Linked DNA regions of Mus musculus: region 2 is linked to region 1. A link is a loop called in an ENCODE intact Hi-C map of the cell type or tissue named here. Cell type or tissue: heart. All regions are shown on one strand. Each heading gives the region's core, and the rest is flanking DNA. Links, peaks and the distances in the headings are about the cores only.

The links. A loop is a pair of places that touch in the nucleus more often than their neighbours do. Peaks named below come from ENCODE experiments on the same cell type or tissue, not always from the same donor. Only the 100,000 strongest peaks of a DNase experiment are listed, where the experiment ranks them.
Region 2: a loop joins it to region 1, with 9 times the contacts of the local background. A loop is called at or near these places in 6 of 42 quality-filtered maps.

Annotation. Positions count from the first base shown.
Region 1 is chr7:24,404,050-24,412,049 of GRCm38, reverse strand. Smg9 (smg-9 homolog, nonsense mediated mRNA decay factor (C. elegans)) reads right to left here. Exons shown (of 14, transcript NM_028047.2): 3 at 6,449-6,523; 4 at 6,098-6,362; 5 at 5,918-6,015; 6 at 4,417-4,529. Among named protein-coding and RNA genes, the nearest start is that of Smg9, 8.4 kb to the right of the region's middle. In heart, for the core only: CTCF peaks have their summits at 4,677 and 4,883 (motif pointing right); DNase peaks (open chromatin) are centred at 4,909 and 5,259.
Region 2 is chr7:24,327,690-24,343,205 of GRCm38, reverse strand. It overlaps Tescl (tescalcin-like), which reads left to right and starts at 9,241. Exons shown (of 1, transcript NM_001163810.1): 1 at 9,241-10,126. The coding sequence starts at 9,308. The coding sequence ends at 10,003. It also overlaps the pseudogene Gm17982. In heart, for the core only: a CTCF peak has its summit at 7,101 (motif pointing left); no DNase peak of the experiment used is centred there; H3K4me3 peaks cover 779 bases; H3K27me3 peaks cover 2,669 bases.

The DNA.
Region 1 (8,000 bases), core at 1-8,000:
CAGAGGGACCTCTTAGCCCCAGGCCAAGGCAACAGGGCTCCCTAACCTTTTCTGGGTTTCCACCAGGCCCTGAGACGTCCATGGACTCTTTCCCTAGAAGAAAAACTTGACAGTGAAGCAGAGGGACTGTGGCACAGAAGCCAGCCTAGGCTACGTAGGGAGACCCTGTCTTAAAGAAATGAAACACAACCCCTACCCCTCAATAAATCCAACAACAATAAAACTGTGGCTCGGAACACTCATCTGTGCCACGAGGGCACCCTTTGTGGAAAGCCGAGCCCTAGCTCCTGGAGACAGCTTGGCCCTTACTGTGTCTGGAGGGGAACTCAACTGAGAAACTGCTTCCATTAGATCAGCCTGTAGGGCTGGCGAGATGGTTCAGTGGTTAAAAGTGCCGACTGCTCTTCCGAAGGTCCTGAGTTCAAATCCCAGCAACCACATGCTGGCTCACAACCATCCTTAACGAAATCTGATGCCCTCTTCTGGAGTATCTGAGGACAGCTACAGTGTACTTACATATAATAAATAAATGAATAAACACACAAATACATAAATTAAAAAAAAAAGATCAGGCTGCAAACAAGCACACAAGGCATGTTTAAAATGGGGGAGGGCCTAGTCCACTGTGGGCTCATGGCCATAGAAAAGCAGGCTGAGCAAGCCAGTAAGCAGCCCTACTCCATGGCTTCTGCAGCAGCTCCTGCTCTAGGTTCCTGCCCTGGCTTCCTTCAACGATTAACACCGATGTGGAGACCAAATAAACCCTTTCCTCCCAGCTTGCTTTGGTTATGGTGTTTTATTACAGCAATAGAAACCCTGATTAAGATAAATTGGTACCAGGATAGTGGGGTATTGCTATGACAGACATGACCATGTTTTGGGGAAAGACTGTGGAAGGACTCTGGAATTTTGGACTACAAATGCCAGTGTTGAGGTTTGGTCTGTTGCTATGTATTGTAATGCTAGGTGTGGGCCCCCAAGGTCTGGTTGCCCTAGAGACAAGAGAGTCCACACACAGACCCAAGTGACCTACATGACCTTGCCTCCAAGTTATTTCTGATTGGTGAATAAAAATGCCTACAGCCTATAGATGAGCAGAATTGAGATAAGCGGGGTGGGGAGGTGGGGGTAGGGGTAATGAAGTGAGGAGGGTGGGTGGTTCGCTTGGTGTAAGAGGAGACCACGGGGAGAGATAGAAAGGAAGGTAGGACAGAAGATGCAAGCCATGGGGTAGGAGTCAAGAAAGCATGGCCCTGAGGACTGGCCAAGTGGGGTTAAGAACAGCTCAGATGAAACATAACAACTTGGGGTATTGATAGGAAATAGATTTTAATAGCTTAGAGGGTAGATATCGGCCTAGCTTTAGTGCTGATAAAGGCTATTGTAAATAATAAAAGTGTGTGTCTTTTATCTGGGGACGGAATGATCAAAGGCAGGTTAGAAGCCTCTAACTGAGATGAAATATTTTCGTCAGCTACACTGCGCCCTCAGTGGGCTCCTGGGGAGCTGGACAGATGAGGATGCTGAGATCAGTGCAAGGGATGGAGGCCTGGCTTGGGAAGTTTCAGAGGGAAGTAGAAAGACTCTACTGGGGCCAATGTTTTTGTTTTGAATTAAAATTCTGTGGCTATGGTCAGCTGGGGCTGAAGAATTAGCTGTGATTAACGAGAGACCAGCATCACTGAAGTGAAACCTTTGCTTACTGGGACGGTTGATGCTGGTTGGCTGGAGCTGAGAAACTAGCCATGATTAAGAAGAAACCGGAATCCCTGAGGTGAAATTCTCTGGGAAATACTTCCTAAGAGTCAGCACACAGAGGTGCGTTCCAGGGGTGGCCGAGGTTGTACCTTGCACTGGTGCCAAACTTGGTAATGCAAGAATCAACACCCCGGGGGTACTGGCCTTGAAGGCATGAAGGGGTCATGGAGACCAGCTGAGGCTTAGCACTGTGAGGGGCCAGGAGAGGCCATGGGTGAAGGTGCAGCCTCAGTGACAGTTGAAGGCCCAGAACTGAAGGTATCATGCAAAGAAGTTGAGGCTTGGTGCTCTGAAGAGAGAGAGCCTATGGTGAAAGTGCAGCCCCACTGTAGAAGATCCCAGCGAGTACCACGGCATGACCACCAAAAACAGCAGTGGAGTGGAGTCAGCCAGAGCCTAGAAGCCACACTGTGTGCTGTAGAGGGCAGTGCTGGAGAAGTTACGCAGGCCTTTGGTGGAGCTCAGAGGATGTGAGTGAACCCCAGACACTGTACACTGAATTATTCATCCTGCCGTTCGCATCTGATTCAGAGTGTGCCCTGGTCCTTCCCTCTTGAAATAAAGTATTTAACTCAATTTGATTTTCACAGGAGCCCACAGTTGAGATTCTCAACTTTTAAGAGATTTTGAATTTTTAAGGAGATGGATATTTTAAAGGGACTTAACTTTTAATGTGTTTGGATTTGTAAAGATGGTGGGACTTTTAAGTTAATTATGTTTTTAATATGATCTTGGGGATCAATAAGAAAGAACAGTCGTGGTTTAACAGTGATGTTTGTTGTCAAGCTGACAAGGGGTCAATTGTGATGGCTGGTTTTATGTCAACTTGACACATGCTAAAGTCATCTGAGAGAGAACCTCAATTGAGAAAACGTCTCCATAAGACCAGGCTGCAGGCATGCCACAGGGCAGTGCTTCTCTACCTTTCTAATGCTGTGACCCTTTAACATACCTTCTCATATTGCGGTGACTCCAACCATAAAATTACTTTTACTGCTACTTCATTACTGCAATTTTGCTACTGTTATGAATCATAACATGTTAAAGAAGGTCGTTCAACCCCTGAAACAGTTGAGACTCAGAGAACGGCTGCTGTAAGGCATTTTCATAATGAGTGATTGATGTGGAGGGCCCAGCCCATTGTAGGTGGTGCCATCTCTGGGCTGGTAGCCCTGGGTTCTATAAGAAAACAAGCTGAGCAGGCCAGTGAGCAGCCAGTGAGCAGCACCTCTTCATAGAGGTGCTCTGCGATTCAGCTCCCGCCTCCAGGTTCTGGCTGTTTGACTGCCTTCCTTCAGTGATGAGTTACGATGTGGAAGTGTAAGTCAAATAACTAAACCCTTTCCTCCTCAACTTGCTCTTGATCATAGTTCAACATAGCAACAGTAACCCTAAGACACTCCCCACCCCAGCCCATATTCTGAGTCTTCCTTTGGTCTTTTCCTCCCTGCCCTCCCTGCTCCTGCTCGGATGTGTAGGGGAGAGGGGGTGGCGTCCAGAGAGAGGCATTGGGTTGAGTCAGCCTTCAGGAGATGGTAGGGAGAGCCTGGTGGACACGTGTGTGACCATGTGCATGACAGGGAGAGACAGGGCATGTGACTTAGGCTGTGTGTCAGGTCACTCTGTGGTACGGGTGTAGGGCTTAGTTAATGTGTGATGCACACATACAGGGGTCACTTGTCCCACTTGTATCTGGAGAGCTTGTCTGTGGGAGGGCCAGGCTTCCCTGTCTGTGCCCGGGCCAGGACACAGCTCTCCAGGCCCTCCTCCTTAACCTCTCCTCTAACGCTACCATTTATCTCCATCACACCTCTCCCGACTCAAGACCCGCGCACAGGCCAGGGCATCCTCTCTACTCCTTCCCCACAGGCAGAAACGTAGGAGGCCCGGGGCTGGTGCAGAATCCGCCCCCACCAGATGGCTCTCCTTGCCCTACCTCCCAGATCACCAGGCACCCTTAACTTTTTGGCTCTGTGCCAGCTGCTTCATTCTTTTCTTTTCTTTTTCTTTTTTTTTTTAGTTTTTTTGATATAGCCCTGGCTGTCCTGGAACTCCCTCTGTAGACCAGGCTGGCCTCGAACTCAGAAATTTGCCTGCCTCTGCTTCCCAAGTGCTGGGATTAAAGGCGTGCGCCACCACACCCGGCATCTGCTTCATTCTTTCAAACTCCACTTGAGGGAGGGGCTGGCGAGATGGCTCAGGAGTTGAGAACACTGGCTGCTTTCCCCAGGACCAGATTCAATTTCCAGCACCTAAAAGGAGGCTCCCACCATCTGTGACAGCAGTTCCAGATCCGAAGCCTTTTCCCAGGCACCGAGCACACAGGTAGCACACAGACATTCTTACAGGTACGACACCCAGAGGCATTAAAATATGACAAGATAAATGTACTCGAATAGTAGGAGCTGAAGTCAACCAGAGGAGATCTGGCACCAAGCCTGCGGCAGCCACCATCTTTCAAAGCCTTAGTGACTTTATTCCCCTTCCTGGCTGGGAGCTAGACTCAGCTAGCCCACACTCTTCCTGTCTCTGAAGGTGAGGCCAGGCAGGGGAAGCCACTTGGAGCCCTGCAGTTCTGATACCCAGTCCGTCCTCCCCACGGGCGGCCACCTTCCCCTGCTCTCCCGGCCTCCTCCAGCCCTGCCCAATGCCCCTCACCTCTGGTCTTCCTCTGGAGTGTTTGCAGACAGCAGTGACATGACCATGGACTTGCCTGTCCCCTGGAGGCCTAAGACACCGACCACTAACACGTCCGTCTGATCCAGCAGGTACTGGGGGGCAATGGGGAACATGAGCCTCACAAGCCTGACAGGCATGGTCAGGCCCCTTTGGTAGGCTCACCCACCCACTTGGCCAGTCTCACTCCCTTCATCTGGACAAAGGGCCGTGTTGTGGCAGGTTCATGTGTAAGGCTCTGAACCCCCGCCCTAGAGTCTGGAAAAGCTGAGTGAGAAAGCCTCCTGTGGTTGAGAAGTGGAAGGGTGTCTACAGTCACACAGCCTGACTGCACAGGGCCACACCGAGGCTAACACTGTAAGATCTGGGCAGGAGATTAGAGAAAGGAACTGTGTCTGGAGCTTTAAACACCTGAGACCTTTGCCTTGGGGCCACCAGCTCTGCTGATCTTTACCACTAGGGGGCGGAGGAGTCTCTTCCAAAAGCCAACTGATTTGCTGGCACTTCTCCAGAATCACCAGAGGGACTCAGGAAAAAATAAAATAAAAAAAGGCCTCGGGCCAGGGTTTAATGAGCCCCTGTACCTTAAAGCCAAACTACTCAGGACTGGGTGTTCACTGTGGTAGGTGGATTCCATGTGGCTATTTCACTTCATTAAACTGAAACAAAACTGACAACTCTGTCTTCAGCCCCAGGGAGTTACAATGACAAGGACTTGCTCAGTAGCCCTGCACAGTGGAGGAGGTTGCCACACTAGGTAGCTCAAACAAGCCACTTTATCACTGCAGAAAAGGGCCACTGTGGAGCAAGCAGGCAGGGCCAGGTAACACACAGACCTGGTGTGTAGCACTAACAGGCTGGGGCTAAGAGGTGAGAGGGGCAGTCCTTCCAGAGCATGCGCAACTGTGGAAAAGCCCTGAGCAGAGCACAGGTGTGCGGGCCTAGCAATGTAAGGCTCTAACTAGAGCAAGGGCTGCTGGGAAGGAGCCTCTGGTTGGCACTGTGAAGACAGCATGGGGCTAGATCTAGGAGTGTAGGAGCAGGCTCAGGACCTTCCTCTGGTGTGCAAAGGCACAGGAGTTCTGGGGTATAGGGTAGCAGGGATGTTTACCAAGAGATGTCAGAGCAATCAGGGTTTCAACCTGCCCTGGTGTCACAGGCCTGCCATCCAAGCTATTTAGGAGGCAGAGGCAGGAAGACAGGCAGTTCAAGGTAGCCCAGGCAACTTAGTAAGACCCCACTTCTGAACCAAGAGTAAGAAACAGTCTGGGGCTGTAGCTCAGAATGGAAAACTCACCTAGCAAGCACAAGGCCCCGGGGTCAATGCTCACCGCCCCTCACACTATCAACAAACCATGACTCTCAACTACCAGCCCTCTAAGCTGGATGAAATTCAGGCCTGACTGATGAGACCCCCTCAGGTCCCGAGGGCCGTTCTGTTCTGGAGGGGTGTGGACGGAGGTGCGGGGCCTGGGGAGCCTACCTCAATGGCACTGTCACACCAGTTCATCTGGTCGTCTACCAGCTTGATGCTGTGCTTCATGCGCTCTGGGGGCAGGAGCTTAGCCTGGCCCACCACAGCTGGATGGAGAGAGGAGACAGGACAGTGAGGGTCTCCGGGAGGCAGGAGCTGGTCCCTGCCCAGCCTGTGGGGTTCACTCACGGTCCATGGCAGTTGGGGCAGCAGTGCCCATGCCCCGGTTTTGAATCTGGTACACAGGCTGTGTGGGTCTCTGCCCCTCCTTCTCTCCCTTGGGTGGTGCAGGGGCCGTGGGGGGCGGGGGCGCAGTACCTTCAGGGGTGGAAGCCCCTGTTCCAGCCACAGGCCCCTTCCCCTCCTCACGTGGCTTCATGAGCACAATGGGTTTCTCCAGTGGGGCCGGGGCTGGCGGTGCAGCTGGCGCTGTACTAGGTGGCGGCTGCTTTGACTGTGGGGTGAGAAGGTTGCCGGGCACTCGGGAGACCTCCTATCACCCCCTCCTCCCGCCTCCCTCCTGAGGTCCTCCACACTCACCCGCTCAGCTGGGGGCTTTGAGAGGATGATGGGGGTTTTCTGCATGACGTTAGTGCTGGGGTCTTCGCTGCCATCCTGAGGAGAGGGAACGCAGCTGTTTGTCTAGACGGCCTCCATGGTGCCTCCCCACCCTACCCATGAAGGGGAAACTTCTGGGTTGTTTGGAAAGTCAGTTATGTCAAATGATGTTTTGCTGGGGGACACAAAGGATGTGTGAAAGGATGTCTTGCTAAAGCAGACATGGGAAAGAATGTTTTCCTGAAGCAGACCCAGGTGAAAGGACATTTTGATACAGCAAAGATGTGAAAGGACTCACGATGGAGGAGTGTAGCTATGACCCTATAGACTGTGGGACGAGCACTGAGCATTGGTTCTGCCTCGCTATTCTTCGCTAAGGCACGATTGTATTGATTTGCTTTATATTGCGTTGTTGACCTCCACTTGTGGTAACGCCTCCACCACTGAGAGAAACGCAGGCTCGTGAGGTTCCTGCGGCAGCTTGCTGCTTCTGTAGTCTCCCCTCAGGCTGATTGGCCAACCTTGCAGTTTCCTCAGGATTGAACTACAGCTGCTGGTTTGTGCTTGGTGTCTGCCTGCCGGGAGGACTTTGGTGTCTGCAGCTGCTGAGCTGTATTTGGTGTTTGCTATGGGACTGAACTGATGACAAAGAAGATTGAGCTCGCCCCCAAAGAACTATTGCTGAGCAGGTCCACTTCCCCCATAGCCTAATAACTTTTCTCTTCCACTGCCTCTGCTGGGTGGTGGACAAGAGGAGAGGTTGGACACTTATTAAAAGTAGGTTGTAAAGGAAAAGTACCTACATACCCAGATGCTGGTACCACGCCCATGAGGCTGAGAAACCCATATAGAACCCGGCTACCTGACTCCAGTCTGACATCCTCACCACTCCCAACAGCCTCCTCTGCTGGACCAGCCCCATGGGAAGGAGTGAGGGCTTGGAGCTTTGCAGATGGGGTGGGGACACATCCCAGCAGCAGAGCAGTAATCTAAGTAACTGGTAACCTACTCCTATCTGTTCAAGTGTGGGGGTGGGGCAGGAGTCCCACCCTCATAGGACTAGTATACAGCCTATGTATTACCCAGTAGGACAGCTGACACGTGGCAGATGCCTGCTCTGTGGGAGCCACTGGGATCCTTGCTACCCTGATTGCCAAGCCTTGGCCCGGCCCTGCTCTCATGGGCTAACGGACTTTCCTAGACAGACCCCTAGTCAGAGGGGCAAGGCCTAAGCTTCAGGCCTGCTTATGCCTGAGGTTACTCTGGACCCTCAGCGGACCTGTATCTCCTGAAACCCCGCTCACTCCATTGGTTCATAGGCTCGGTACAACCCCAGGATGAACAAAGTGCTTTGGCAAGGACAGCTCTGAGGGAAGACCTGCAGGATGGAGGCTGAGGGTGGGGGTGACAGCTGAGCTCATGAGGCGGGGCATCTAAGTAATGGATGGATGAGAGAGAGAGAGAGAGAGAGAGACAGACAGACAGAGAGACAGAGAGAGAGAGAGAGAGAGAGAGAGAGAGAGAGAGAGAGAGA
Region 2 (15,516 bases), core at 3,023-11,022, 72 kb after region 1:
TGACGATTCCTCTGCTTCACTGTTTGTTCCCAGGACTGGGGTCACATTCACCATCACACCTAGCAAAAAATGAGTTTCATTCACTTGTTTTGCTTATATTATTAATTTATAACAAACTATATATCTCTCTCTATATATCTATGTATGTATATATACCTATGCATGTATATACATACCTATGCATGCATGCATGCATGTATGTATGTATGCATGTATTTAAATATATGTGTGTGTGTGTGCACGCGCGTCCACACACGTGTGTGCACGTGTGCACATGCTCACACTTGCAGCCACGAATATGTGTGGAAGCCAGAGAATATCTTGAGTGACTTGATTCTTCCTTTCCGCCATGTGGGTTTTGGGGCTGTAACTCAGGTCATTAGATTTGGCAGCAAGCACCTTTACCCACTGAATCATCTTGGCACCTCCACCCAAGCAGTGTTTTAAAATTTAGTTCAGGTCTCACTCACAATTTAGCCCTGGCTGGCCCTGAACTTACAGAGACTCTCCTGTCTCTGCCTCCTGAGCGCTGTGATTAAAGGTGTGCACTGCCATGATAGGCTGCTCCAAGCAATGGTTTTCAAATGGCTCATTAACCAAAATGTCTTTGTGACCCAATAACTGAAAAATAGTTAGTATGCCTAATTTCAGATGATGCCATTAATTTAACATGTGGTAACTGTAATGATCTTTCAAAAATTAGCCCCCAAGTCACGTGTCATTTCACCCAGCCAATCTCTGTCCCCATGTGTCATCTGCCGTGAGATTAGTTTTCGAGGACTTGGCTTAATGCCTCATTGGAAACCAAGTTATGTATGCTGTGCGCCAATATTTTCTTTTGTTATTATCACACACTCGGCTTGGCTTGTCAATATTTCCTCCTCGGAGCATATTTTAATTTTTAAAAATTTAGTGCAGTGGTATACATATGTTCACACTGTTGTACAAACCAACAATATTTGGAAGATTCCGTGTTGCAAAGGGGGGATTCCAGGCCTATTAGGCAAATTCCACTTCTTTTACCCTCACTCCCCCAAGGCCCTGGTGCCTTGCCACAGGCTGGATAATTTACAAAGCGTAGAGGTTGCTTTAGCGGGTGATTGTGGAGCCTGGGAAATCTAAGAACAGGGCTTGGTGGAACCCCTCTCAATGTGGCTTAAGATGGTGAGTGAAGCACATGGTGAGACAGGTAAGGTGCCTCCCTTTACTTTTTGCCTGTGTTATGCATGTATACATGCTCGCATGTATGTGGGTACAAGCGCACACATGTGTGCATACACACAGAGACCAGAGGTTGATACTGTCCCAGTCATTGTTCTCCATCTTATTCTTGTTAGTGTGTGCATGTGTGATGGGTGTGGGCACATCCATGCCACTGCGCATGTGTGGGTCAGTAGCGGCATCCACTGTCTCTTTTTGTCTCTATGTGGAGTCTGGGATCGAACACAGCTCACTAGTCTTGTCTGGCAAGTGTGTTTACTGGCTGAGTCATCTCACTGTTCCTCATCTTACAACTTTGACGAAAGGTCTCTAACTGTTCCTTCCTCCGGAATCCTCCTGTCTCCATATCCCCAAGGATGTATTACAGGATCTTGATACCACGTCCCACCACGGTGCCTGGCTACCATGTCCAGCTTTTTATAAAGGCGCTTGGGAGTTGATCTTTGGTCTTCATGCTTGCACAGCAAGCCCTTAACTTGCTGAGCCATCTATACTCTCTTCTCTCTCTCTCTCTCTCTCTCTCTCTCTCTCTCTCTCTCTCTCTCTCACACACACACACACACACACACACATTATATGTATATACACAGATATTTTTGTATGTCTATATGTATATTCATATATATATGTATATGTATGTATGTATATAATACAAGTATTTGCCTGAAAGGATGTATGTGCACCACATGTGCATATGTGGTGCCTCAGGGGCCAGAAGACAGCTTTGGAGCCCCTGAAACCAGAGTTACAGAGGGTTGTGAGCCATCATGTGGGTGCTGGGAACAGAACCTGGGTTTTCTGCAAGAATAGTAAGTGCTCTAAACCACTGAGCCATCTCTCTAGCCCTGTTTTTTATTTTCTTGAGATCTCATATAGCCTAGGCTGGCCTCAAATCTGCTATGTAGCCAAGGTTGACCTTGAACTTCTGATATTCCTGCCTCCACATCAAAGATGCATAAGGTATCACACCTGCCATATGCAGTGTTGAGGGTCGAACCCAGGGTGTGATGCATGCCAGGCTAGCACTCTACCAACTAAACTACATCCCCCAGCCCTGTTTTTCTTCAGAAAATCATTGATACCACCATGGGGACCCATCTGGTGACCTCATCTCAGCCTCATTACTCTCAAAGGCTCCACTGTCACTATCATTCAATATAAACCTAAAGATGAAGCTTCTGACATCTGAGATCTGGGAGAAGACCGGAAACCAGAAGCACCGGTTAGGAAACCGGAAGTACCCGTCAGGTGGTCTCCTACTTTATTTCTGTGCCCAAGATTCTACTGCAAGCCTTACACAGGCGGAACTGTGGGTTCCTTCTCCTTTTCTGACCGGCTCTTTTCACTTAGCCTAGTATTCTCAAGTTCCAACCCCTGTACAATAGCCTTGTTTTTCTTTTTGAATTTTTGCTATTGTTGTTTGTTTTATTTTTTTTTTTTTTTGAGACAGGGTTTCTGTATGTTTCCCTGGCTGTCCTGGAACTCTCTGTGTAGCACTGGTTGTCTTGAGACTCACAAACGTTGTGTCTTGACACAAAGATCTCAGAACTGATGACCCTCTTGTCTCCCAAGGATTGCTGGGATTACCACCACACCTGGCTTTCTTCTTCTTAAAGACTGAATAATATTCCACTGTATGGGCCTACCACTTTTCCTTTGCCCATCCATCAATGGCCACGTGAGTTGTTTCCATATGCCACCTCTAGTGGATGAACGTAGGTGCACAGATGTCTACTAGGAGCCTCTGCAGAATTCTCTTGGATATACAACGAAAGGTCTTTGCTTGGGGTGTTGTACACTATTACAAGTGCAAACTTTATCTCCTCCTCTTCAGGCTCGCTTAAGGGGTGGTGCTGATGAAGTGATATTAATCTCAAGAGGCAGGGCAGGTGGAAATAACTTACGTCGTGGGGATTCCACCCTGATGAATGGACTCACACTGTCGATGCTCCGAGTGAGTCAGTTCCTGTGATACTGGTTTAGTTCTTACGGGAGTATGACAGTATTATGGCAAGGTTACTCCACACGCTTCTGCTTCTCCATCATACTGTGACACAGATAGGATTGCTGGGGGTGGGTAGGGGGTGCTTGGCAGGACTTTTGTGCTATCCTGGATCTCTCATCTACCAGCATTTTGGGGCAAATAAACCTTTCTTCTATGTAAGGTGCACAGCCTCAAGTGTTTTCTTACAGCAACACATGAAAATACCATCTTTGTTGTTGCAGTGCAGGCACTCCTGGGAAGTAGACTATGAGGTAGTTGATGAATTGGCAAGACTCTGAGACCAACACCTTCTGGAGGGAAGAGAAGAAACTGGACTAAGTAAGGGTAAAGTCAAAGTGTGCTTTAGTTTCAACACTAGGTTCAGTGTACCCCAGGGGAGTCTCCTGTGAGACATGTAGACCCTCATTTGATGGAGCTGTATCCAAGGGCTCTGACATCATCAAGAGTCTTTCTTTCTGAAAAATGTGCATGCATGTGCGTGTGCACCATATGTATATGTGTACACAGAGCCCAGGAGTTACCTGCTGGAATCTTTCCTTTTCAGGCCCCCCACACCTTATTTTGTTTGATTGCTGAGACAGGATTTCACTATGTGAACCAGGCTGGCCTAGAACTCACGTTGCCACCACGCCTGGCTCACGCACCTTGATTTCAAGAGCAGACTCTCTCAGGCTGGTGAGATGGCTGAGCAGGTAAAAACCGATCACCAAGCCTGATAGCCTGACTTCCTTCCCAAGACCTGACGTGAGAGAAGGGAATAACTGGCTCCCTCCTGCATACCCACACAATAAATAAATGTAAAAGAATAGAAAAAAATAAATATAAAAACAAACCCCCCAAAAGGCAGACTCTTTCCCTGAATCTGGAGCTCACTGTCGGGCAGGCTGGCTAGTGAGTGCCGGGAGTGAGATGCCCTTCCCCTGGGGGGGGGGGAATTATAAATGTGCACCACCACCCTCCCTTTTAACATAGTGCCAGGTCCAGAGTCAGGGCTCCAGGGCTAACAATCTGACCTGAGCTATCTCGCCAATCCTCAGACTTTTTTCTTTTTCTTTTCTTTTCCTTTTTTTTTTTTTTTTTTTCCTTTTTGGTTTTTCGAGACAGGGTTTCTCTGTGTAGCCCTGGCTGTCCTGGAACTCACTCTGTAGACCAGGCTGGCCTCGAACTCAGAAATCCTCCTGCCTCTTTCTTTTTCTTTTGAGAAAGAGTCTCATCTTGTAGTCCAGGCTGGCCTGAAATTTGCCCAGGTTGGCTGCTGTCCCATGATCACCTAAGCCCCAGACTTCCAAATGCTGGGATGATGGACTTCCACCACTGACTTAGATCCCCTGGAAAGAACTTGGTGTGAAATCACAGTGCCCACCCCATCCTCTACTCATCTTTATCTTTTGGGCTTTTTCTTTTCTTTTTCTTTTTTTTAAATGGAGCTGGAGAGATGGTTCAATGGCTCACAGTACTGTTTATTTTTCCAAAATGGGCTTCCATCCCAGCATCTACATGACAGCTCATGACCATGTGTCTTTACAGTTTCAGGGAATCTGACTCCCTCTTCTGGCCTCCGTGGGTACTGCATGCACGTGGTGCACAAACAAAATACATAAAATGAAGAAGGAGAAGAAGAAGAAGAAGAAGAAGAAGAAGAAGAAGAAGAAGAAGAAGAAGAAGAAGAAGAAGAAGAAGAAGAAGAAGAAGAAGAAGACATAAAATGAAGAAGGAGAAGAAGAAGAAGAAGAAGAAGAAGAAGAAGAAGAAGAAGAAGAAGAAGAAGCAGCAGCCGCCGCCGCCGCCGCCTGGTGTGGTGGTGTATATTTTTAATCCCAGCACTTGGGAGGCAGTAGCAGGCAAATCTCAGTGAGTTTGAGGCCAGCCTTGGTCTACATAGTGAATAGTAGGCCAGCCATGGCTACACTTAAATAAATAAAATAATAAATAAAATAAACCTATTTCAAGTGTAACCTGAGCTTACACCCCGTGACCTACAGAGACACTAAAGCTCTCAGGGTTGGCTGCCGGGCTGGAGAATGTCTCAGTCCACATCGCAGGCTCAGGTGATGGCATGATCTTAGGAGTTCCCCAAAAGTCATGTGCTAAAGGCTCGGGGACAACAGTTGAAATATTATTGGGAGGTGATACTGTCAGCTAAAGCAGCAATTTTCAGGCAGAGAGATGGCTTGATGGGTAAAGGCACTTCCCTCCATGAACATACAGACGTGTGTCCATGCACGCACATGCACACACCTCCCAAACAAAAGATAAATGCAACAAAACGAGACAGCTTTCGAGACTCTTTCACCTCCTACTGCAACAGCTTCCCACATTCTCATCTTGATAACTTTTCTTCTTCTTAATGGATGGAGTTGATGAGGTGGGTTTTGCAGCAGGAGCTCATATAGCCCAGGCTAGCCCCAGTCTCCCTATAAAGCTAAGGCTAGTCTTGAACTCCTGACCCCTACCATCTTTACCTCCAGAGTGTTGAAATCACTAGTCTGTGCCATATCTGACTTTGCAACAACTTGACAGGTGTGAAATAGAGTTGGTATTTTATCTTGGAATTTTAACAACTTAAGTGTCCAGGTAACAGGTCGCAGGGTTATAGTAATAGTTTATTTTTACACTGAGGAAACGTCAGCAGCCATCGCAGCTGTGCTCTGCACATTCCACCCACTTGCATGTTTTGTCATTCTTAATGGTAATTGCATGTTCATTAACATGCGGCAATTTGCAACAAGCAAAAAGACTCGTGGATTTAAATTTCCGGTCTGGTGCAGGGAACAATTACCCAGTGTGCTGGGTGTGGTGGCGCCATGTCTACAAGCGCAGTTCTCAGGATGTGGAGATAGGAGGGTCAGGAGTTCCCTGCGTTGAAACCCAGTCTCACAACAAAGCCAGTGGGGCTGGAGATGTAGTTCAGCGGTTAAGAGCACGGGCTGCTCTTCCAGAGGACCTGAGTTCAATTCTCAGCATCCACATGGCATCTCACAACTGTCTGTAACTCCAGTTCAATGGATCTAATGCCTTCTTCTGACCTCTGTGGGTACCAGGCATGCATGTACATAGACACACACACAAGCAGAACACAGGTACACATAAAAAAATAAATTCATAGCTAGTTTTTAAAACCAGTATAAAATACCAAAGACTAGAGAGGTGGCTCCATGGTTAGAGCACGGGCTGCTCTTCTAGAGGACCTGAGTTTGGTTCCCAGCCCCCACATCACAATCGCCTGTACCTCCAGCTTCAGAGGAACCTAAACCTTCTTCAGGCATCTTTGGAAACTGTACTTGTAACACACACAGACACAACCCCTTAAGTAAAAGGAAGGAATACAGCAGTTGGGTATGGCTGTGCGCACACCTTTAATCCCAGCACTGGGGAGGCAGAAGTGGGTGGATCTCTGTGGGTTCAAGGCCAGCCTGGTCTACAGAGCTAGTCCCAGGACAGCTAGGGCTACCCTGTCTCAAAAAGAATCTTTTTTTTTCTTTCTTTCTTTCCTTTTTTTTTTTTTCCAAGACAGGGTTTCTCTGTGTAGCCCTGGCTGTCCTGGAACTCACTCTGTAGACCAGGCTGGCCTTGAACTCAGAAATCCACCTGCCTCTGCCTCCCAAGTGCTGGGATTAAAGGCATGTGCCACCACTGCCCGGTTTAAAAAAGAATCTTAAAACAAGAAATATCAAATAAAGTTCATGTTAGGTACCATTAGGAACTTGAGGGAGGATCCCCTGTGTCTGGTGAGAAAGCATGAAGAAGGCAGGATCTTTTTGGACAACTTAGGAAAGAGGCCTTTAGTTGCTAAAAGCTGAATCCTTTTGAAGTGGAAGCAGAAAGCCAGCTTTCTCCGTGTAATACACAAGACACTTTGTCGCCACCTGCTGGCCACAATAAATCTTAAACCACACTTCCAGATTAGCGGGATTAGTGAAGGACTAATGACAGCGTCTCATGAGCCCAAACTGGTCTTGAAAACACTAGGTAGCTAAGAATGGCTTTGCACTCATAATTCTTTCTACCCTGGATTACAGGCATGCACCACCATGCACAGTTTCTGGGGTGCTGGGGTTCAAACCGAGGGCTTTGTGCTAGGCAGGCACTCTCCCAGCTGGTAGATGTGGTAGATGTGTAGTATGCTAATTAGAGGAGAGGAGAGTTCAGGACCATATGAAGAGATGATGGGACTGGGGGGGGGGGTGTGTCAGGAGATTCTGACCTAGGAGCCAGGGAGACCCCAGCTGTGTTCTGCAGTCAGTCTGCTTTTATGCCCTCCCTCCCACTCTCTGCACCTATCCTGTCCTTTCACTATATAGACAAGGACAGATGCCACCGCTTTCTCAGGTCCCTACCATCTCACTTCCTAGGCAGAGAGCTGAAGTGAGCTCCAGGAACAGCCCAGGACCCGAATGACTACAGTGTGACTCCCTAGGGAGTCTATTTGTGTTCACTCCAATGGAGAATACCACAAAAGAACCAAAAAAAAAAAAAACAAAACAAAAACAAAAACAAAAACAAAAAAAACAACAAAAACAAAAACAAAAAACAAAAAACAAAAAAAACCACTGAAGGAACTTATTGAAATTATCGGAGTATGCCTGAGGATTCACTTGAGCAGCGAGGGTGATGACTGGCAAGAGATGCATCCCTGGAGTTTCCTCTCAGGTCGACCTGCTGCCCACTCTGCTTCCACTGTGTATGGAGCAGGAGGGAGAGGGTTGCTGTGCTCCTATGCATCCAATGCTCCTCCCATCTACCGACAAGAGAATGATAGTAGCCGTGCCTTGTGAGAGTCTCCTGCAGGTCATCACAGCTTCTCTGATTCCCAGACATGGACGGCCACATCCTGCCTGGAAGGCAGAGTTCCGAATGGGAGTCATGCACTGTCATTGTCGTTTGGGTCCTAGTTCGAGAGCCTGCTGATGGGGTATGATATGGAAGGAAGTGTAAGCAGAGTAAACTCTCCCTTCCCATGTAGGGGTCTGTATAGTAGAGCCTTTGTGTGTGGCTTTGAGTGGATGTATAGTAAAGCCTTTGTGTCTGGGTTTGAGTGAACTGTTTAGCAAAGCCATTGCTATGTTTGGATTAGTGAGTAGAGGCTGAGAAATTGTTTTGTGACTATTTGAACCCTGAAGAGATGTCTCCCTGGAAAGTCTGTACTTGGCATGACATGAGAGCTTGCAGCTGCACAACCTTGGTCCTAAGACACTCCTGGGCAAACATGGAGTTCTTACTTGTGATTATGGCTAGCCATGGTGAAACGGGACTGAGATTTGTGTGGGATGTCTGCTCTCAAGGGCAGCAAGAGTAAGTTAACTTTGGTAGCTGAAACCCTTCCCAGCTCCAATTAACCTTGTATGATGTTTGAATAAAGTAACTGGAGTGAGCTAGCTGTGTGTCAGTCTTTTCCAAGAAGGCTGAACTCCTCTGTTCCTTTAGGAAATGAAGGCTTGGCATCTTGGTGAGCTTCTCTGAGCTCTCCCCTCCCCTCCCCTCCCCTCCCCTCCTTCCTTCTCCTCTCCCCTCCTCTACTCTCCCCTCCTATCCTCTCTCCTCTCCTCCCCTCCCCTCCCCTCCCCTCCCCTCCCCTCCCCTCTCCATCCTTCCCTTGAATGACTTGGAACTCAACTGTGCAGATCATGTTGTGCTCAAACTCACAGAGATTCTCCTGCCCCTACCTCCTGAATGTTGGCATCACTGGCCATTTTAGCATCTTTTGTAAGACAAAGACACGTATCTTTGGTTGTCCTAGGAAAACCAAAGCGTGCTCTCTCTTTTCATATATATAAAATTATATAATGTATAAAATATATAATAAACATATGACACATAATAGATGTAACATGTAACATAATATATAATATGCAATCTATAATACGCAATGCGTAATATACAACACATATATAATATTTATTTCAATATGCTTCATTTCACTGAATTTGGAGAGGAAAGAGCCTTCGGGGATTGTGACGGACCTGCCCTAACAGAGGTTGCTTTGATGACCTAATAAATCAGAACGGCAGCAAGGTGAGACCGACCAGGAAGCCCGAACCCTTCCACTGAGCGCCTGAGGTCGTTCCGAGCACACGGGGCACCATGGGCGCCTCCCTTTCGTCCAAGGAGGAGTGGGAGCGCGAGAGCAGGACCGACTTATGGTGGGCGCACATCCAGGAGGTGTTGAACAAGTGCGACTTCAGCTGGGAGCAGATCAAGCAGCTGCACCAGAGGTTCAGGCTGCTGAGCGGGGACCAGCCCACCCTACAGCCAGAGAGCTTCGACAACATCCTGGACTTGGAGTTCAATCCGATCCGCTCCAGGATCGTCCGCGCCTTCTTCGACAACCGGAACCTGGGCAAAGGGACCAGCGGTCTGGCGGAGGAGATCACCTTCCAGGACTTCCTGACCATCATCTCCTACTTCCGGCCGCTGCGGCCCAGTCTCAACAAAGAGGAGGCGGAGCAGAACCGCAAGGACAAGATGCGGTTCCTCTTCAACATGTACGACCAGGACGGCGATGGGATCATTACCCTGCAGGAGTACCGCCGGGTGGTGGAGAGCCTGCTGTCGGCGCACCCGCAAGTGGAGAGAGACACTGTGCGCTCCGTCGCCAATGCCATCGCCCAGGGCGCCTTGAAGGAGGCGGCCAGGGCGTCGGACCAGCCGCTGATGGCGGGCCAGCAGTATGAGGGCATCACCTTCGAGGACTTCGTCAAGACCTGGAAGAGCCTCGAATTGGAGGTGAAGATGCAAGTCAGCTTCCTGAATCTAGAAGCCACGGTCTTATGCCAGTGACCGGCGGGCTGCCACACCCACACTGGAGAAGCTGCCCCTTGAATCCGGCAGACTCTTGCAGCAGCTACAGGGTACATGGGACTTGATGGATTTCATCTCAAAGAATAAAGATGATCAAAAGAGATGAGCGGGGCGTGGCTGTGCTTGCCTTGAATCCCAGCACTCAGGAGGCAGAGGCAGGCAGGCAGATCTCTGTGAGTTTGAGGCCAGCCTGGTCTATTGAGTGAGTTTCTGGCAGGCCAGAGCTCACACAGTGAGACTCTGTGTCAAAAAAATAGAATGAATAGAACATAAATGTACCAATGGCCAGTAAACACGAAAATCGTAAGCATCCTTTGCCCATCTATCTCATGCAAGGCGCAATGGCTATCAATAAAATAAATGGTGGGTAGGATGCAGGGGCGCGAGGGAAGGAAATATGTACACACGATGACTGGTAGGGATGTAAATTCGTTCAGCTTCTATGGAGTCAATATAGAGAGGTTTCTGGAAAGCCTAGAACTAGAACCATCATATGACCCTGTGGGAAGCCGCCCTCACACTCGCCGTTACAAGATGGCGCTGACATCCTGTGTTCTAAGTGGTAAACAAATAATCTGCGCATGTGCCAAGGGTAGTTCTCCACTCCATGTGCTCTGCCTTCACCGAGTCGACAACTCGGCCGATGGGCTGCAGCCAATCAGGGAGTGACACGTCCTAGGCGGAGGATAATTCTCCTTAAAGGGGATGGGGTTTCGCCATTCTCTCTCTTGCTCTGGCTCTTGCTCTCTTGCTCCTAAAGATGTAAGCAATAGAGCTCTTGCTCTCTTGCGCTCTGGCTCCTGAAGATGTAAGCAATAGAGCTCTTGCTCTCTTGCTCTCTGGCTCCTGAAGATGTAAGCAATAAAGCTTTTGCCGCAGAAGATTCCGGTTTGTTGTGTTCTTCCTGGCCGGTCGTGAGAACGCGTGTAAGATGACCCAGCTATGGATGTACACCCAGAGGACCACGTAGATGCCAAACATCTGCACAGAGTGCAGCATCACTCAGTATTGCCACCTTACAGAACGAGCCCAAGTGTCCCTCTGCAGACGAATGAATGGTTAAAATGTGGTATATATGGGGTCGATTTTATCCATCCATGAAAACAAGAAACAAGCCAGAAACGGAAACACTACTCATTTGTGGATCCTAGAGTTTTATATAGATAACATGAAGTCATAGGATGTAAAATCGCCAAGTAGCCTGGGGAATGAACAGGGAGGAAAGGGGGTGGAGTCACTGTGGTCAGAGTACAGAGCACAGGTGTATGAAATTGTCTCTCGTAACTCATCACTGTGTGCATCAGACAGACCCCGGTGAAGAGAGTACCAGGGCATGCTGTGAGCATGCCATTAGGCTTAATGTCTTCTTGCTTGGTGAAAGAGCAGATTTGAGCAGTTAAAACTAGCTCGTTACAAGTAAAAGTTTGTCAAACCTAGCTGTATCCTCGTTGCTTGGACAAAATACTTAACAGGCACCGTTAGGGGGGAAGAGCTTGTTTGACTCAGAGTTTGAAGGCACAGTCCATGGTAAAGCAGGCCATGACTTTAACTCAGGGTTAAGCTATTTTTTTGTTAGTGGTGTCACTGTGGCATGCATTTGAGTGTCACGTCGTAGCCCAAGATGGCCTTGATAGTTGAGGGTCACCTTGTATTCCCATCCCCACTTCCCAAGAGCTAGAGTTACAGGCATGTGCCAACACGTCAGCTGTGGATGAGAGAGAATCCACAGGGCCCCTCCCCCAGATGAAGAGCTACTGGCGATCACTGGCTGTTGAGGAGAACCCATTTCCTTCTGAGATGAGGTCCCCTTCTCTCCTCACCCCCATAGGTTACCCAATCCCAAGTGGTCAGCCTTAGACTCAGATACATATGTATGATCAACACTGGTGGACTCTGTTGTATTTATGTACACATATATAACAATAATAAAGACATCTTGGATTTGAGAGTTAAGGGGTGGGGGATGGGAGGGACTGGACCAGTCTTGCTCAGGCAGCAAAGCTGTTGAGATATCATGGGTGCAGTGTCCCTGTCATATCTAAAAGACACTATCTTGAAGCAGGTGCCCTTGTCTTCTGCCCTCTTTTCTGCAATGCTCTCTGAGCTTCAGGTGTAGGGGTTGTGTTGTAAATGTATCACTTGGAGATGGACAGCCATGATCCTGTATACCCTGCATTTTGACCAGTCGTGGATCTCTGTGATAGTCTATCTGCTTCAGCTCCTCCGATGAGGTGGGGGAGAGCTACACTAAGCAGGCCAGACTTGTATGCAGGCTCCATCTTTGTTTTGTTTTTGAGAGAGGATTTCTTTATGTAGCATTAGTTTGCCTGGAACTGGACATATAGACAGGCTGGCCTCAAACTCAACAGAGATCTACCTGCTTCTGCCTCTCAAGTCCTGGGGTTAAAGGTATGCACCACACCTGGCCAGGCTCATTTGACAGTCCTTGAAAGAGCTACAACACTTGATATAAGAGAGTCTAGTTTCTTTGTTTCAATAAATAAATAAATAAATAAATAAATAAATAAATAAATAAACCATTGTATCCTATTTTGTATTTATTAGTTAACATTTTGTAGTTATGAGAATTGACCCTAGGCCTTGTGCATGCTGAGCAAGTGCTGGGCCTCCAAGTCCCATCTCCAGCCCCTTCCACACTAATGTGAGCACTTGCTGGTTCCTGCAGGCCTGTTGTTAGCACAGCAGCAGCCTGAGTCTTTAAAAGTCTCCTGCAATAATTTTCTTTTTGTCATTGTAGTTGAGAAAACATTAAAAATGTAGTCTGCCAAATACCCCCTGGAGTTCTAAATTATCCCTAAAAGCTGCTGCTTTGATGAATATGCATGAGTGAAGATAATAATAAATTTGCATACAGGCGCTTGAGTTCCCTGAGGGGCAGTTGTTTCCTTCCTTTCCTTCAAGCAGTTGTGTTGTTGTTTGTTTATTTAAATTTTGGGGTCAAAATCTCAAGTATCCTAGGCTGGCCTTGAACTCACTGTTTTGCCTAGGATGCCCTTCTACCTCCTGGCTCAACCTCCTGAGTGCTGGGAGCATAGGCATGCACTCACAGGCTTGATGCATCTGCTCCGAACCAAACTCACAGCTTTCTGAATGCAGGCAAGCACTTTACCGGCTCAGCCTCATCCCCAGTCCCCAGATCTTTGCTTCAGATCTGAGCACACACAGATAGGATGACTTCTGTTCGTGGGAAGGATGCATATCCCCGAAGGAAAGAGAGCTGGAGAGCACTGTTTCACTACCACTGTCAGAGTCCTCTGGGCAGTACCAGAATCTATGATCTTGCTGGTTGACTGGCTTGTAGAATAAAAAGCATCTCATTGTATGGAGAAACACATTGGTTTCTTATGAAAAAGCCACTTTGGGCTCTGTGAAATCAGCCAACTAGAAAGTAGAGAGTGTTTCTACCAACAAGCAAGCAGACAATAGGTTAGACATTCAAACATTAAACTGAAATTAAATTTAACACGTCCAGGAGGCTCTTGGCTGAAAGAAACTATGGCTTCATGGGGAAAGGGCTTTCATGCAAGGATGAGGACTAAGTTTGCATTCCCAGAGCCCACATAAAGCCAGATATGGTACTGCACACCTATAATCATAGTGCTCCCGAGATCACAGTGCTCCCCAGACCATAGTGCTTCCAGGGATACCTGGGAGGCAGAGACAGAAGAATTCCTTAAAGCTCCAGGGCCTGCTTGCTTGGCATAGCAGAGGCTAACAGCAAAGAGACCCTGTGCCAACATGAGAGAAGGTAGGGACACTTGGTACTGGCCTCTGGCTTCCACATACATGCTGTGGTATTTATAGGCATGAAGATGTGCGTGTGCGCGCTTGTGCACACAGACACACACACACACACACACACACACACACACACACACACGTGGGTGCTGTGACATTATGTGCCTGTTCTCACAGACATGAAGGTACACATACACACACCACATCACACCACACCACACACAAAGACCTTAGAACACCTAGGTTAGACAGGGATCAGCCACAGTTGATGACGGACAGTTTGCTTTTGCAAACAATGTTGACTTTTCATGTGGGCCCACAGATAACCAATGGGTAACAAAAACCAGGCAGAAATAGCCATTTGTCCCTTGGGCCAGAGTCTTGCTCAGCTGTGTCTGTTGGCGAGTCATCCTCAGAGTGTTCGTACAGCACCAATAACTCCCCGTTCAAGGCCAACGACACTGAGATGGTAGGATTTCTTTTTGACGTTTCCCAGGGACATTGTTGACAGATTACTGTGTGCTTGCTTTTATAGTCTGCTGTTTGAGACCTCTGGTGTCCAGCAGTCTCCGGTCACCTTCTTAAACCTCGAGTCTTCTAGGCAGCGCTCCCCATGAGGAGGTTGCCACTGGAAAACAGTCATCTTGTGGGAACCAAATCACCTCAAACAACAATGCCCAGAGCCTTGCAGAATCAGAGTAGAAATAATGACCAGTCAAGCCACAGTGTGACCCAGAGCACTTAATTATGTGGACCTCTTGGCCCTGGTTCCAACCTTCCTTTTTTCCCCTCACATAGTATATAGCCCTGGGTAGCTTGCTAAGGAGACCAGGCTATCCCTGATCTAACAGGGATCCACCTGTCTCTGTCTCTGACGTGTTGGGATTAAAGGCGAGCAGTGCCACACCTGGCCTGTTTCGGTCTTTTTTAATGATTATGTCCATTTACCTGACGACTGCACTAAGGACGTTGGGTCCTCCTTTGTGTTTCCAATGAAGCTGTCTTGAGTAAATTTGTTTTCTGCTTTTCATCAATTTTGGGTTTGATTTTGGGAGTGTGTGGCCAGACTTGATTTCTTGGGACGACAAGTCAGGCTTTCTGTGTTTTAGGGCTCTCATATTGCTGCTTCCTGTCAAGGCCAGTCTGGGGTAGGGGCCAGGGCCTTGGAGTGAAGGTTTAGGTTCACGAGCACAGACTGGAGTTATCAATCAAAAGGCGGTGTGTGCAGTCTGTGGCACACTTGACAGATCCTGTCTGAAACAGTAAGATCACAGCATCTGGGGCTCACTGTCAGCAATGACTTTGGTAAGTCTAATCAAGCTACCTGCCTCATTGGGACCGATTTCAATTATCACTCTGTCTTCTCTCTGTTTTCACTCTTACCACTAGATATTTTTACCTCATGAAGGACATGATATATATTTTTTTCTCTCTTTTTCAGATTTGGAGTCAAGATAGGAGGTGAAAGGTGTTATCTTCAGAAAGGAACAGTTTTGAACTAAATCTTTGATCGTGAGACACCCACCTTCAGAAATAACGGGAGGAGCCAAGGCAAATCCAGAAGAGTACAGGAACGAATGCACTCACCTCACAGTAAAGCATCCTTAGTGGGGTGAAGTCCTCTGTGAAGAGGGAGTGTGGGAAGACGGTGGCTGTGACGCAAAGCTTGTGCCAAGTGGGCATTTAGAGGCAAAACACACTTTGAAAGTAAGGATCATGGGAAGAATTCTTAA